Linked DNA regions of Homo sapiens: region 2 is linked to region 1. Evidence: read pairs that join two places in POLR2A ChIA-PET (ENCODE). Cell type or tissue: CD4-positive, alpha-beta T cell. All regions are shown on one strand. Each heading gives the region's core, and the rest is flanking DNA. Links, peaks and the distances in the headings are about the cores only. Region 1 overlaps RORA (RAR related orphan receptor A). Region 2 overlaps RORA (RAR related orphan receptor A).

What was found. ChIA-PET counts read pairs that join two places held together with the same protein. Peaks named below come from ENCODE experiments on the same cell type or tissue, not always from the same donor. Only the 100,000 strongest peaks of a DNase experiment are listed, where the experiment ranks them.
Region 2: POLR2A ChIA-PET joins it to region 1 with 11 read pairs; 5 of 35 experiments call an interaction of 5 or more read pairs at or near these places.

Annotation. Positions count from the first base shown.
Region 1 is chr15:60,836,815-60,845,145 of GRCh38, forward strand. All of the region lies in intron 1 of RORA (RAR related orphan receptor A), which reads right to left. Among named protein-coding and RNA genes, the nearest start is that of RORA-AS4, 77 kb to the left of the region's middle. In CD4-positive, alpha-beta T cell, for the core only: no CTCF peak of the experiment used is centred there; DNase peaks (open chromatin) are centred at 3,657, 4,167, 4,497 and 7,837; H3K4me3 peaks cover 3,205 bases; H3K27ac peaks cover 4,108 bases.
Region 2 is chr15:60,645,262-60,653,592 of GRCh38, forward strand. All of the region lies in intron 2 of RORA (RAR related orphan receptor A), which reads right to left. It overlaps LOC105370846 (a long non-coding RNA gene), which reads left to right. Exons shown (of 5, transcript XR_007064663.1): 5 at 2,388-8,331. Among named protein-coding and RNA genes, the nearest start is that of RORA-AS2, 32 kb to the right of the region's middle. RefSeq lists an enhancer at 4,880-5,381 and a silencer at 6,686-6,775. In CD4-positive, alpha-beta T cell, for the core only: no CTCF peak of the experiment used is centred there; a DNase peak (open chromatin) is centred at 4,820; H3K4me3 peaks cover 772 bases; H3K27ac peaks cover 935 bases.

The DNA.
Region 1 (8,331 bases), core at 244-8,243:
TCCTCCAATCAGCTCCCCCCTCTGCCCTCCCACCTTTACTCTCCTAGGTTAGGCTGTCCATGTCTTTTGCTTTACTCTTAGGCACCAGCCCACATTCTTGTGTACATTGCAGCCAGCAATGCTTCTACATAGCAAATCTGACCAGGGCCTTTCCCTGTTGAAAAATCCTTCAGTGGCTCCCTAAACTCATGCTCACATACAAAATTCATATTCATACCTTGACCTTTTTTTTTTTTTTGTAGATATGGGGTCTTGCTAAGTTGCCCAGGCTGATCTCAAACTCCTGGGCTCAAGAGATCCTCCCACCTCAGCCTCCCAAAGTGCTGGGATTATAGGCATGAGCCATCATGCCGCACCCCCTCGTTGACTTTTAAGGCCCTCTTGAACTTTGTCTTTGGCCCTTCCTTCCTGTCACTGAAACTCTTTCTTTCTTATTCATTTTCTTTCCCATATTTCCTATGTTTGTGTCAATATATCAAATTAGAAAAAGCAACTGACTAGGAAAAAAATGAAGCCTATTTGATTGAGGTGATTCCAGATGTGAAATGAAGCTTGGCGAACACCAGCTCCTCTACAGGTGGGGCTTTAATAATTACGAAGCAAGAAGGATGCACATATATCAATCAATGCGCACGCAGCACACTGCCAACCTCACCCCTCCTTGCACACGTCAATACAGGCTCAGGCTTGGTAGCAGGTACTACAAGTTCCACATGTGAAAAACACAAAGCAAGAAAATCGCCACCTCCTGCCCTGCCTTCCATGGGGAGCCTGTTTGGAGTGTAGGGGCGCACCCACTCTAAGTCATGTCTCAGGCTGGCCTGTAGCCTTGCCCTTGGTTTCCCTGTTGAACACAGCCTTGTGCACCATTTCCCCCGCTAAAGAGCTCACCGGGGACACAGTCCTTACTGTCTTCATCCGCTGTGAAATCATAAACGGCTCCACTAAACAAGTTAGCATCTGATTGTTTCTTCTCAGGTTGCCAGAAAAAAAAAACAAAAACCTGGATATTTGGACACCTCTGGGAGCAATTGAGTTGTCCGCTTTGCATGCAGGCATTTGGCATGTGAAGGTACAGCCTGAAGGACAAGAGCTGCCTCCTTCATGTCTGTGTCCTTGTTGCCTAGCATGGGAGCTGGCAGAGAAAACGTCTGAAAATACTTGAGAAGGGGCTTTTAGAAATGAACAACCCGGCTCTATCCCATGAAGAGGAGCGTAGTGGACCATCCAGATCCTTCAAGGCTTGGCTTCCAAGTCCTTCTCTGAATACAGACTCTGTTCTTACTGCCTCTGAGATCCACTCGAGCCATCCCAAGTGGTGGGATGAGCTGTGTTCCCTACCCCCTTAGACCTCTATCCTATTGTTTCTGCCACCCCTACTCTCCAGCATGCTGTTCCACACCAGACCTTAGAGTCTGCTTTATCTACCAACAACCCTAGAAAACAGGTGTAATTTGTTGACCCAGACATGGCCTGGGCTGGGGATTTTACTCTATGACCACATAGCACCAAACATCTGGAACAGAAAGGGAAAAAGCTCTCCAGCTGTTTCCAGACATCCAGATGTCTGGCATGGGAAAGAGGAACATCCTGCCACCTGCCCCACTGAGGGTATGCTGTCCAAGCAGACAGGCAGCAGGTCACCGGGCCATGGGGCCAGCCTCTGTGGTGCAGGGCTGCCACTCTGTCTCTGTGCAAGATGAGACTTGACCTGAAACCTCCAGACTGAAAGACCCCTCTTTCTGAAGTTTTCTTTAGAAAAAAAAGTGGCAGAAGCCACAGTAGGTTCATGGGGAACCCCACTCACACCAGACGTAATGGCGTCTTTTATTTGTAGGTATCAAAAAGTGTGGCCAGTTCAAGATTTCCCTCCCTGCTTTCAGTTTCCAGGGCACATGGTTTAACCAAAATCATGTTAAAAACTTCAGTGTCTTCTGGGTTTAACTCAGTTCCCCCAGACAATTTTCTTCTTTTCCTTTCAAGGGAGCATTTGGCTTTCCACCTGGTCATCCTTCAAAACATTCATTCAACACACACACACACACACACACACACACACACACACACACACACATATACTTTTTTTTTTTTTCAGAGGGTGTCTCACTCTGTCACTCAGGCTGGAGTGCAGTGGCGCGATCTCTCCTCACTGCAAGCTCCGCCTCCTGGGTTCACGCCATTCTCCTGCCTCAGCCTCCTGAATAGCTGGGACTACAGGCGCCCGCCACCACACCCACCTGGCTAAATTTTTTTTTGTATTTTTTTAGTAGAGACAGGGTTTCACCGTGTTAGCCAGGATAGTCTTGATCTCCTGGCCTCGTGATCCACCTGCCTCGGCCTCCCAAAGTGCTGCGATTACAGGCGTGAGCCACCGCGCCTGGCCTCAACATATATTTTTTAAGTGCTTACGTGTCAGGCATTGTAAGAATAGTATTAATATATTGTACCCTTAATGAATATAATGACAATTTTGACTAAACAATAATCACATTAAAGATGATGATAATAATTGAAATTACATATTGACCATTTATGTACCTCACTGAATAATCTCATTTGTATTTCTTTACTTAATTTATCAAACCACACTAAAAATAAATGCATTACTTTTAATGGCAAAAAACGAAATTACTTTTACACCAACCTAATATCTCCTAGGAAGCTCAGAGTGATTAAATACCTCACAGAAAGCCACACAGCATATTGATAGTCTAGCTCAAACTTGAATGCAAGTCTGCCTGGAGTTCAGCAATCACACCCTTACTCACTGCATTATATCAATGCACATCTGTACAGTGCACGTGGCAGAGAGGAACCAGGGTAGGTATAATGAGTTTGTAACTCCAGAGAGCACCATTGTATTCCATGAGACTGGCACTGGCTAGAGCACAGTGTACAGCCTACACGGTGAATGACTCCCCATGGAGTTGTGAGACACAGTGGCCCTGTCCTGTGTTCACTTACAGGCACCAGAAGCATGGGAGGAAATAAAATCCCATGCTTATGTATATGTGCATATATCATATATGTCTATGTGCAGGTATGGAGTGTCTAGTATGAAGGCTGGCATCTAGTAGGTGCTCTTAGATCTTTGCTGTTTGCCTATTTAAATAAAAACATTTTAAAATGTAAATAGAGAAGGCAGATGCCGAGACTGGAGGAGGAAGTAAGAGTTACGCCCTGTTGTGGGTAGCAGGCAGGGGCTGGAGGGAGAGTCTGGGAACAGCCAAGGGATAAAAGCTGTGATGATGGGCGGGGTCTGAGTGTGTAGAATTGGGCCTAAGATGGCTCTCAGAGGGAGGAAGAGACCTGGGTCTGCAGCAGCAATTAGAACTGTTTCTGGGGTTCACCTCACTTGCTGCCTTAGTATGAGAACTAGGTTTCCTTTGACAGCCTGTTTCTTGGGTGGTCCACTTTTGACTCGGAGGGCTCATCAGAGGGAAAGGAAGGATGCCTATTCCTCTGGTGCCTGGTCCTCTCAGCCAGTGTCCTCTGCACCTGCCCCAGAGGGCTCTGACACAGGCCTGGTGGAGATTGAGAGCTCAACATGGGGCCAGGTGAAGGCAAAATTCCCCAGGTTCTTAGGCAAGATTTGATTCAGATCTGTGGCTGTGAAGCCAGGCCTTTTGCCCTTAACCAGAAGTCTCCAGACAATGGATTTGCAGCCATGACTCATAGAACCCTGTCCCCACTCTCACCAGCAGAGGCTTGGCTCTGGGAAAGATGGTTCAGGACTCTGGACCTCAGGAGTCCCATTTAGAAAAGAATCAAGAGAGTGAGATGTTTGCTCAGCTGCCTTTTCCCTCCAGAGAGGGACACTGCATGTGTCCCGCCACTGCTAGGCTGAAGGAGGAGAAGAGCGAATGAGCTCTGTGTTCACAGCACATCTTCTTACCCAGCCTCTCTGGACATCCCAGGAATGGGGGGCTTAGCTTCTGGTTTGTGACAAGGGGAGGATGCCTTCATTATCCCCTAATCCTGTCTCCGTGGCCCGGCAGCCTGACTGACAAAGCATCCTGCCTGGCACTGTGGCAACTGCCATCGAAGCCTGACCAGCTGGAGCCCAGGCGATAGTTTTTCGAAAGCTGTTACCCAAAAAAAGCAACACTGAGTTGGGTGTAGAGATAACTATCTCTGCTGTCACACCACACGGGGAGGGAGGGTAGCGACAATACCACCTCCTTCCTCGACAACGATACCTTACGGAAGCCAGAGAAATTTAGGCATTGAAAGTAAAAACATTCAGCGTACTTACCAAATGTTGACTGACTCCCCGTGAGCATTTTTTCAGCAGAGAGCTGAGGGAAACAACTTTTTCTTGTTTTCTCTCCACGCCATCCCACAGCTGACACAGCTTGGAGAAAGAACACACACCCATAGACTGCAAACACTTCTCAGGTGGCTGTGAACCCTCTCGGGGCCTCAGGCACTACAAGGTGCCCTCCCTGACCTCCTGGGTATGAAACACAGAGGAATCTAGGGCTGAGTGATTGTGTGCTACCAAAGAGAAAGAGAGAGGAAGCAAAGCCACAATTTGGATCGTCCTGTGGCTGCCGCGGCCACAGCCATCCAACCAGCAGCTCGCCTGGCAGTGCCTACTGGCAATGGGCTCTCTCTGTCTCTCTCTCCCTTTCTGTGGCTCTTTCTTGTTTTCTCTCTCCCTCTCTCTCTCTCCTTTCTTGGGGGCTGTATTGGTTCTGGAGAAGGAGGCCCCTGCCATTGCTTCTGACATTGCACAGGAAAGGAAGAGTAAAAATGCTATTGAGAAAGACCTGGTTTTTCTGTTTTTCCTGGAGGGATTCCTCCCTCGCAAAGGGAGTGGATTAGAAATGATGGAATAATTCGAAGGCCACAAGTGGACAGGTGGAGCCAACACCCCTCCACACACCTGGTCAGTCCATTTTCTGCCCTCGTTCTCTCCTCCCCGTCATGATGTTGTGCTCCGCCCTTTATCTCCTTTTTTTTGGTTGTCACAGTTTCAGCTCATTGTCACTTGTGAGGAAAGTAGAAACCATCCACTGTATCTGGTGTAAAACAGCCTCAAACCTTTTTGAGAAAAGCAGGATACAAATGAATCAATGTGCCAAGCAGTGCCCTTGGGGGCGTGGGACCTGGGTCCAGTGATCCCAGATGGTGGCCTTCCCCCAGGAGAGAGAACAGCACTGTCTCTCCTCCCCTCGCACTACAGTTTGGGTCACTGCCATCACGGATGCCTTCTCAAAACATATCTTTGACCCCTTCTTCCTTCTCTGTGGTTGCCAAGCTGACCCATCCCTTGCTCCTCAGCCATCTTCCTTTCTAAAGTTCACGAATTTGTGTTTTCCACCCCCTTCCCTTCTCTACCACCCCAGGGCCGTCGTCCACTTTGCTTGGATACTGACAGAGCCTCCTTGCCAACATTCCTCCTTTCTCCCCAAACTGATGACAGGTGAAGATTTCCCCAAACAGCAATTTATTTAATATCATCCCTGCAGGAATATCTTCCTTGGCTGCCCATGGGCTGCAGGATAAAGTCCAAATACCTAGTCTCAGCAAACAGAAACTTCTACATCTTGACCCTAACTTACTGTTCAAAGCATTAATCATAATAGATATTTTCAAAGCTACCATTTATGATTTATGGGCCACTTAGTACACATCAGATACAGCGTTAAGCATTGCTTCCTGAGTTAGTTCTCACAAGAGTCCTACATGAAGTTTCATTACTTGCACTTTCCATTTTCAGGCCTGTAGAGATGAAGCAGCTTCAGAAGGCTGACAGTGGGTCAGTGGTCAGTGGTGAGCATTGGACTGCAGATCTTATGATGTCAAAACCCATGCTCTTGACCCCTTCACTGCCCCTTCTACCTGAACGGATGCCCTGTGCTGCTGTCACACCCCTCCCCCGACCCTCCACACAGGTCCTGGGCTGTCATGGTCACCCCCTCCCAAACCCAAACTGGTGCCTGGGGCAGAGGAGCTCTAAGAAGTCCTCAATCCATATGAGCTGAAAGTTCTCAGCCTTCAAAGTAGAAGATCGGGTGGATAAAGAAGACACGCAGCCCAGGAAGCTTCAAGTAGATGGGCAGTGAGTGCCAGCCCGCCACATCTGCTGAGTGAGAGTGGGTGGTGGAAGAGCTGGGGCTGGCTGTATTCATTTGAAACGTGGGCTCTTTCTCTGCATCCTGCAGCAGCCTCTTTCTCTGTCCACCCTTCTCGTTCACCCACCACACCCCTCGTGAAACTCCATTCCTAAGGTAATTCTCCAAATGTCCAAACCCAAGATCTACTCAGCCAAGAAGCTGGGTTCTGCCGCTCTCCCTCCCCCTGCTGTTCTGCTGCAAGGAAATGGAAGAAGGAACAACCTCGCTGGGCCACTTGGTGATTTGTTTTTTCCTTGCTCAAAGCACAAACATGCACAAATCTCAGAGTCCCCATGTTAAGCAGAGACGCTCCCTGGTCAGTCTCCTGCACTCTAACTTCCTAAAAATTAAAGAGTCAAGGCAGAATCAGACACGGTAGAAGGGAGAAAAGGCCTCTTAGTAGCCATAAAGTCCAGGTACCTCATTTTACAGGTGAGGACATCGGAGCCTGGAGAGAAATAACTTGTCCAAGGTCATTCAGTATCAGAGTGGTAGAGCCCACACAGTTCCCAAGGCCTTTTCTCCCAGGCGGAGAGCTCTTTCCCTCTCCCTGTGATGTGGCTGCTGCAGCCACACAAACCAACTGTTCTTGTTACACGTGTCATGGTCAAATGTCCACTAGCTGCCCAAGGGCAAGATGAGTTACAAGAGCAATTCTTCCCATGACTTTACAGTTGTCAGGAGGGGTCAAGGACGCTTTCAAGATTCACACTCTGACCGTGGCAAGCCAGGTTCTCGGAGGGTTAAATGACTGATGAAAAGAAAGCCAAAGGCTGAGTCAGAACCAGGGACAGAACGGCTGGCACAGCCCTGTCTTGCTGGGGAAGGCAAAGTTCTCCATTTTGGCAAGGTCCGTGAATGTCTCTTTTTGCTTTTCCTGGGTCTCTGGTGCACTTGTTGGATTGAATCTTAAAGCATACCCTGAATGCTAAACATCTCAGGATAATGCACTAAGTCCTTCCTCAGCTGGGCTGGCCCATCTTTCTACAGCCTCACCCTAATATACCTACTCTGCTCAGGGCACAGGAAACATAGCCCACACTTTCACATCTTCATTTACTTTTTTTTTGGTTATTCTCTCCACCAGGAATATCTTCCCCTCTTTAACTGGCAAACCTGCACTTGACTTTGAGGATGGAGTTTAAATGCCTGCTCCTTTTCATAGCCTCCTCTGGCTCTTCTCTCCTAGTCCCCTCACTTGTCTTCCCAGAGAACTCTGTTCCTGGCACCTCTCTGCCCTTCCTGAGTTGAATTCTAGCTATTTGTTAACATGTTTTCTCCTATGGCTGTCCTGAGGCTCTCTCAAGGACAGTGACTCAGTCATATTCATCTTTGTACCCTGGGTTGTCAGCTCAGTTACTGGGACACAGAGGGAACAAAAGAATTACTACTTTAAACTACACAGAAATGCATCTACTTAAGGAAAACTTTGCTCCAAGTTCCCAAATGGAAAAGCCAATGAAGGAGTTGTTGTTGTTGTTGTTGTCGTTTGCCCCTAAGAGTATAGCAAAGGCCCCCAACCAGCCAGTTTTCATTCTGAATGGTAAAGTGTCATTTTACAAGCTGCTGCCACGAGCAAGCCTCCACGCATGTCGAATGCACACTTGTATGCATGCACACACACATAGGAGCTAGAAGGAGCTGGTTGCTCTATGGCAAGAAGCAGCAAAGAAGATAAGATCACCATACTGCAAAGGAAGGTAAGCCACGTGATGATGTGGGTAACCCCAGGCACAGATGATACCCTCAGCGAGGCCCAGCTTAAATCTAACCACATCAACTTTTCATGAAACAGACATGAAAAAGTAAGACTAAGACAATTACAAAAAAGGTGGTTTAATGCCTTCTTGCCTCGATGGTATCAAAGCTATTGGCTCCAGGGCTACACTTGGGGAAACAATTCTTTGAGATAAGGAGATGAACTATCTGCTCAAAAGAATGTGCAGGAAGCCAAGGTAACTGGGCAACACATAATGAAACGGTTTGTGGCCAATGAGCCGTCTAAACAAAAATATCCCTGGTAGGCATCAGTTGTATAAGTGAAGGAAACCAAACCCACCCTTGTTTCAAAGTGAAGACTTTGTGGGTGCCAGTGTGTGAGTGTGTGTGTGTGTGTCCTCACTAAATATTATAGTTAAAGTGAAATTCACAAGTCCTCCAGCTGTGGCTGACACTGGTATAAAATGAAAAGGTTGAGAAGGTGAGACTA
Region 2 (8,331 bases), core at 247-8,246, 190 kb before region 1:
TAGGAATCTCAGGGTGGGAGAGAGAGAAGATGGATGAGAGTGGCAAAAAGGACAAAGGAGGGAGATGAAAGGGCATGTGGCAAAATGGCTATGATGAAAAAAAAATCTACAGTGGCTCAGCTGCTAGAAGATTCTAACAACAAGGTCTTGACAGATAAATTTTTTTTTTTTTTTTTTTGAGGCAGAGTCTCACTCTGCTGGCTCACTGCAACCTCTGCCTCCTGGGTTCAAGCAATTCTCCTGCTTCTGCCTCCTGAATAGCTGGGACTACAGGCATGCGCCATCACGCCTGGCTAATTTTTGTATTTTTTTGTAAAGACGGGGTTTCACCGTGTTGCCCAGGCTGGTCTCGAACTCCTGGCCTCAAGTGATCCACCCGCCTCAGCCTCCCAAAGTGCTGGGATTATAGGCATCAGCCAAGGTGACCAATTTCCTTACAGATCAATTAGAAGTCATTTGTGTTAATGTGAAGGAAGCCCATTATTTACTACCCATCCTCTTCTTCCCACTGCAGTAAAATGTTCAGTGAAATAGGGTTTTTTTTTTTTTTTAAAAAATTAAGGGGCTGATTTCGTTATATGTTATCATACATATATACAGCATATACATATACGTGCCATATACACACAGACGCATATACACACTTCTCTATGTAAAAGATATCTGGATAAACTGAAACAAATCAGTAAAAAGCAGAAATTCCGCACCATATGTGAGCATGAAAACACAACTTCGGGGCCTCGCCCGTATGCTCTGAAAGCTAGGAATTCTCAGACACCCTGGCAAAGTCTTGACCTTCATTTGGCATTGGAAAAGTACATTGAGGGACATCTCAAAGGACAGGGAGAGTTTATTTGTCACCAGAGTTGAGGGCCAAGCTTATTGTTTCATAGTTTTCCACTGTAAGTTATAGGGAACATGATTTGAATATGGGGGTAAACTCTGAAGTCATAATTTATCAAACCTCTACCATAGCTGCCCAAATGCTCTTTTTCCTTGCTTCCAACTCGCAAACTCTTAATTCATCTTTTCAGATTCTATTTAAATGTCACCTTATCTATGGAACCTTCCCTGATTCCCCAGGGAGGGTAATTTCCTCTCCTGAACTTCTATATTTCTCCAGATATCTCTCTATTACAGCCTGTATCACATAGGATCACATGACTTTGAACCTTAATACAAGGTGGACCTCATGGTATCACTTTTGAATTCCCATTGCCTAGTGAGACATGTGTCACTTTTGCTGAATAAAACCCGGGTATGTGAACAATAAAGAGAAACTTAAAAGTGAATGCACTGCTTCAGAAAGACCAGACTTCCAAGCCCCCGAATGGTGGCACCACTGTCCCCCAATACTTTTGTTACTACTTGCCATTTGTTTTGCCCCTTGTTCCTATTTTGAATAAGAACCCATTGCTCTCCAGAAGTAAAAGCAATGTGACCATTTGTTTATTTACTCCCTGCACCAAGACCCAGGGTGATGAGGCTGGATTGCACATGGGGCGTGGGCATCAGAAACTGGAAAGTCTCACCCTGCCCAGCCTGTCTGGCTCGTATGCTTGGGCAAGTCACATAGCTCCTGTGGGACTCCGTTTCCTCACCCAGTGATAATGACCGGCTTCACAGGGTGGCTGCGGAGCTTAATTAAGGATTGAGAAGGAGGCAGAAAATACAAAGTGCAGCATACACGCAAATTTCCCATATTTATTTTTGGGCTCAGTAACCTGTTGGTAGGAGGTGTTTATGACCTGGAAGAGGAGTCTAGCAAGAGATGTAACTAGCTATTCTCATTCCAAAATGGTTCACTTGGTATTGACTGGGAAATGGGCCATGTCATTCTTGCTTTTGTTCGAGTACATTCTGTGGCCCTTCCTGCTAACTTTCTGGGTATAGCTTGCCAACTCTAGGCCTCAGTTTTCTTGTATAAGGACTTTATCTATCTTTCCTTTATGCTCAGATATGCTGTGATGGCTTAAGCTTTTTCCTTAGTGCTTATACCCTTAAGCCGCACTCAGATAGAAGACAGAGGGAAGGCATACACGTTTGTGAGTGACCCCATGGGGTAGTTCCCTGAGCCAGAAAAGACAGAGACTTATGAAGCCCTGCATAGGTGACACCCGAAATCTGCCTGGCTTTGCGGATCCTGGCCTTTCTTCTAAGTGCTTGGAAGACCTTGGCAGATTCAGCCAGCGTTTTGATCACTGCCAGAGCCTGCAGCTTTGTTGCTAATTGTTTGCTGAATGAATTGAGCAAAAGCACAACTGGTCCCAAGGCAGGAGTGAGGAGGTGAGGGAAAGACAGAAAAACAAACCAGAAGAGAGGACTGGGTGACTGCCTTGGAAAATCTTATTATTACTAGTACATTTTTTTGTCTTTTAATCACAAAGGCTGTCTCTGCACTAGGACTAAAGAACCAGAACTGTTCAGAAAGAGAGAAGAGCCCAGCACCTTATACTCAGGAGATACTGAAAAACATCATATAAGGTGTTTACTGTTGAGAGAAAAGTACACATCAGAGGATGCCCATTATTGATATAGAGCCTTCTCTGTATCTGGATGAACGTGACCAGGAAGCCACCCTCAGCCTGCTGCAGCTGTTTTCAGAATCTGTGGGATCACACCCCAGAGGCAGTTGGGTCAGCCGCAGGCATCAGGTGAGGAGGAGGAAGAGTGAGACAGCTATTACAGGCTGCCGGACCAGGTGGCTGTGAAGAGGTGTGGGGACACCAAGGCTTATATAAGGAGGATGGAGAACACAGGCCAAAGGGGAGGCTGTAATGCTGACTTCGATTGGCTAACTTAATATAAGGCAGACTGAGGGAGGAGGAGGAGGGCAGGAGAGAACACGCTTTAGAAAGCATGACGGTGTCTCATTCTGTTTGCAAGTGAGCACGTAGGTGCCTTCCAAATATGATCCTGAAGAAGGTGCAGATAAATGAAAAATTGGATATACAATAAACCACATACCTCTTTATGTTTATATATGAACATATTAAAGAAGGTTGGCTTTAGTAGAGTATGATGCATATTCTAATTATATCAATATTGGATGCATTGTTAGTACCATTTCTCAACTTCATTTAAAAATCACTTTCAGAAAATACAAAAAATAATTCTGAAGATTTTAACCTTAGGTGCCCGTAGATCATTTTCTTAGGAAACTGCAGCTTTTAGAAATGCTGGACATACTTTATCCAAAGCGTTATAACTGGTCTTCCACAAGCCTAGGATAAAGTTTTCCACAGAAACACTACTACAGAAAAATGCCACATGCCATGGATTAAACACTGAAACCAGCTAATCACAACACATGAGAGCAAATGTAGCATGTTCAGAGAAGTACAAATATGTTGAAACATGTCTGTCATGAAATCTGATCTTAACAATCCTCTGAAGACTAGCCTTTTTGCAAAGAGAACTTATGACTAATATACCTCACGGAGGGGGTCTCAGTTTCTAATAGAGTTAATTTTATCTGCTTTGATGATGGAAACGAAAGACACCCTGGAAACATCCTCTTAATTCTAAGCACCATCCACTCTTTTTGAGGGGGGAGAGGGAAGCTTTCAGTAATTCCCAGTGTGTCTTATACTGAATATATAGAAGATGGTAAAGCAGGGCCAGGTAATTCCAACACTTAAACTGCTACTTAACCATCCACATATTAAAGGAGTTTACATGGATTGTCAGCTATGAAAGAGGTTTCTCAATCTATATCCCACTCCACAGTCAACTCTCCTCACAGGTGCTCTTGGCTGTGGGGCACTCATAATCTCAGAAGCCGATAAGGCTGCCAAGTTCAAGTTGCCGTGACTCTGAACACAGTATAATATTCCCATTCCAAGCCATAGCCCGTCACTTTTGTGGCTGTTCAGATGAGGGCCCTTCTTGGTACCACTCTGACTCACATACACTGGCTGAAGTCATGTAGCAGGTGAAGGACTTAAGTGTCACTAAGTTGGTTTCCAGTTGCTTCCAGGAAAAAAAAAAAAAATCCCCGGCATATAAGATTCTTGCTCCTGACACCTGGCACTTTCTCCTTGTGTTCATGGCTGCAGACAGAAGATCTGGCCATTACTGTTTTGGCTTCAAGTGCTGCCTCCCACACACATATTGAGGGGCTCTGCAACAAACAGAAACCTAGGGACACTGACATTTTGGAGGCAGGGTGTAGAAAAAAACACTGTATGTGTATCTGAAAACTCTGCCATGCATGTCAGCCCTGACACGCCACTTCCTAGCTCTTCTAACGTCAGAACATTCTGTGTTAGGAGTTGCTAATCAGTCCAATATCATATGTAGTTTAACGGTGTTGAAACACATTTGCCAGAAAGGAGGCCAAAAGGAAGGGCCCCTCTACTGCTATCTTCTGCAAAAGATCTGATCACTTGTGACTGCAGCCCCTCACTTTGCCCCCAGGTGTTTTCTCCCTGTGTTGTTCTTGGGCGTGTTTAATTTGGATTGAGCATCCATGGAGCTGTGTAAACATTGAGGTCCCATGAATATTGCAATATTAAACAGCAGTGGTAATTACCAATAGACCCCTCAAAAAGCAATCGAATAGCAAACTCACCTTAACTTGGCCTTTGTATCTCTGGCAACGGAAAGCTCAAAATGCAGTTCTGTCATTTTTGCACAGTCATTTACCTTGACACCCTCCCTCTGCCGTGGAATCAAATCTCCATGTATAAAAATAAACCTAGAAACTTTCTGTTCACACGTTTTGAGGTATGTGCACCAAATGACACACTTTGGGAGGTAAGCACGAGTCATGGTAACTGACCACATCCTTTATCTTTTCATCCTAAGACTTAGCAGAACTTTATCTTTACAATAAAATGGCCTTTAGAAGTGGGTATCACCAACTTCAGAATGTGAACATCGTTACTGAGAAAAAGCATTTTCCTTTTAAACAGAAACCAACAGCCATGCATTAAAAGGCCTGAGGAAAAAAAAAAAAGTGGAGCTACCACAAAACAAACAAATATTCAGCTTGGTTTCAGGAAGCTTAGAGAGGATCAAACAAGGCTTTCTCTATTGAAGTTGTTCGAGAACATTTATGGTTATTTCAGCTTCAGTTTCTATTTACGCTGCTGGCTTTTATGCCTCGACCTCAGGAGGGCATTCCAACTTCAGGTTAACTCACAAGTAGCTTCAGAAAAGTTGGCCTGAAAATCCCACCCCCAGAGTGGGGGAGGGGAAAGCACGATGGTTCACATTGGTTTCCAAACACCTTTCAAACCACTGCTTTGGCCTTGAGTCGAGGATATCTCAAAAATTGGGGAGAGAAATTCCACGGAGAGAGGGTGAGAAAGGTTTCTCATGGTGTGAACATTCATATAGGGAGACTGTCTCTTCCTGCGGGATGAAACCAGGAGAAGAGAGCACCAATTTGCGGAGCCCTCGTGAAGGTTTCCACTCAGGAGTTTGCAATTTTCTGTTGGTCCCTAGGGAGGAAGATTTAGTACATGGTTGAATTTCCAAGCAAATTAACTTCCAGAATAAAGGAGGAACTATGCCAACCCTTTGCAAACAATATTTTTGTTTTATAAATCTATTTAGTTTTCAATTCTTCGTGCCATTTATCCTCATAACCATGTTTTGGTTGGTATTTTTAATCCCCTTTTGATGGATTAGGAAATTGAGGTTTAGAGATTAAGAAACAAGCCCAAAGTTATACAATAAATACATAGAAAAGCTAAGATTCAAACCCGGGTCCTTTTGCCTCTAATGTCCGAGTCCCTTCCAATACGCCACACAGCCCCTGACCACTCCCTTCCGTTAACAATGCATATTGTCAGCGGTGGAAAGAGGAAGAAACTTTTGGAGTAGAATACTGAACAGTTTTGATTAGGGAGCGGATGTGAGGCAGAGGAAATATTATCACTTTGGTGGTTGTTACTATGTCCCCATCCTTTCATGGAAACATATGGAAGTTTTCTCTTAAACGTACATGTCAGAACTTGCCGGTGAAATTTAAGTGACACCCTGCATATGGTGCAAGTTCATCTCCGAGAAGCAAGAGATGAAAAAGCCGCTGTTTCCAGATGTATCAAATCTCATATAAATACCACACGTTGCTTGCCTCTGGAGAAGGTCTCAGTAAGGTTTGTCCAGATTTCAACATAGAGTATTCCTATTTACATATGTCCCGCTGCATACATACTTAGCTATGTCAATATCCACTTGGCATACTCTGGAGCTTAGAAAAAGTTTCCTGCCGAAGCTGAACAGCTTCCCTTGATTGCTCCTTTGCAAACCTTCATGGTTTTTTCATTGTAACAGATTTTTGATTACACAAAACATGCCACTATTCTATGGAACAAAATCAAGCTACATCCCTTTACCCAACCGCCCTTCCCCCATAACATCAATACCAAAAAGGCTTCCACTCCAGGGGGCTTCTGGGAGCATTCCCACAAACCACACAGCTTTCTGCACCCTCCTTCAGCCCCAGTCTTTTTAAAAGTTAGTACAACATGTCCATAAAGGCCACTCTCCCTTGCAGAGTTTTGAACAGCCACTTTAGCCACCTAAATCTGAGAGAGATAAATTTACAATCCACTTTAGGTTTATGTGGGGAACCATAAATATCAGGCTTGAGCCCTGAGGGCTAGAATTTCATGGGCCGTTAAGCATGTCACCAGGTGGAAAGCTGTCAATAGCTGGATGTGAGCTACACTGAGATAACCACAGGGGCCTGGCTTAAGAAAGTGTAGCCCTGATCAAAGAGGGGTGTCCTTTTACCTTGTTCCATCACTCCACTCACCAATTCTCCCTTCCCGCCTCTGATCTCAACCTCTCCTTCACTTCCTGTTAGGTGTCCTCTGTGCTAGGTAGCAGACTGCCTTTTTTTTTTTTTCCTCTAGAGTGAAAGGTTGGGTGACATATGGAAAGAACAAGAGACGTGCAGTTCTGGCAGACCTTGATTTAAATCCTCGCCCTGCTATTTAGTAGCTATGTAATAATGCACAAGTTACTTAACCCAACTTAGCTCATTTTTCCAACTGTGAAATTATTAAAGATAATTAAAAGCATAAGAAAGGCATAAGTAGGGCCAATGGGTAGAGACTGTAAAAAAACAGATTGCCTACTTAGTAGACAGAAGAACTTTCTAAAAGCCAGATTGGCTCGAAAATAGAATGGGCTGCCTTGAAAAGAAATGAAGAAGTGAATATTCTCTGTGACAGGTTTTGCGCATAAGCCGGATGCAGGGTGGTAGATCCCGAGAATAGACAGGAGTTTAGACTGGCCACTGCAAAGGATTTCTAATCTTGAAATTCCATGGTTCTATGATTTGCATATGTGTCCTTCCAGAAAAGCTAAGATAAATCTTCTCAAATCCCCTATGCGGAAGAAAAGTAAATTGGCATCATATTTTTTCATTTTCATTTTCCTTCTAGAAAACTAATCCCTTCCATGTTTTCCCCCTTCCCTCAATTAGTTGGTAGAGAATCCCATTTCCATCAAGTGCACAGAACACATTTAACCATTTTGAAACACTTAACATTTAACACAAACCACATGGCCGTAAGTTTTAATTAGTTCCCGCTATACAAATAGGTCCATTTTTAGAAAAATCAAAATGCTCAATGCTGGTGCTTGCTCTCTTCCTCTCCATTGTTTCTCTGTTTGACTAGCTCAGTGGCACTTTCCCATCCTGCCCTCTTGCTGTCTGAGCCCATGGCACCTGCCAATAAAAGTGATGACAGGCTTTGATGCTCACACAGGTTTGCAACAACAGAGTTCACTTCATAATCACCAGACTTCAGCCCGTAAGCGTGATCTGAGTGACACTGGATTTTTTACCTGAGATGTTACGCTGTGGGCTTTCGTTTCTACAGGTTATGAACCACTTTGAAAGTGATTTTTTTAGCTTGCTAGGGGGAATGACCTATGAGCCTGCAGACAAATCTCAACTGATTGGGCAAAGCCCAAACCCTTATTAGAGTGCTTGAGTTTGCTGGGAAAACTGGCTGCCACATATGAGCCACAGATACAAGGTCGTCCTTTGGCATAATGTGTACAGGTGCATGCGTGTGTGTGTGTGTGTGTGTGTGTGTGTGTGCGTATTTGAACATGTTCAGGTCATGAAGCAAATCAGAAGTACAAACCAGTGTCTTCTGTTTGGCCAAAGTGAATATCAAGGGAAACCACAGAAGACAAAGTGCACTCGTACAACAAGGAGTGATGGGAGGGCTAAGCCTAGGGCTCCCGTCCTCACCCTCATCACAAAGTGACTGCTATGAATGACTGCATGTTGATTGGCCAGGCATGGAGGAAGCACATACTTATACCAACATGTTATTTATTCGGCCAGATATTATTATC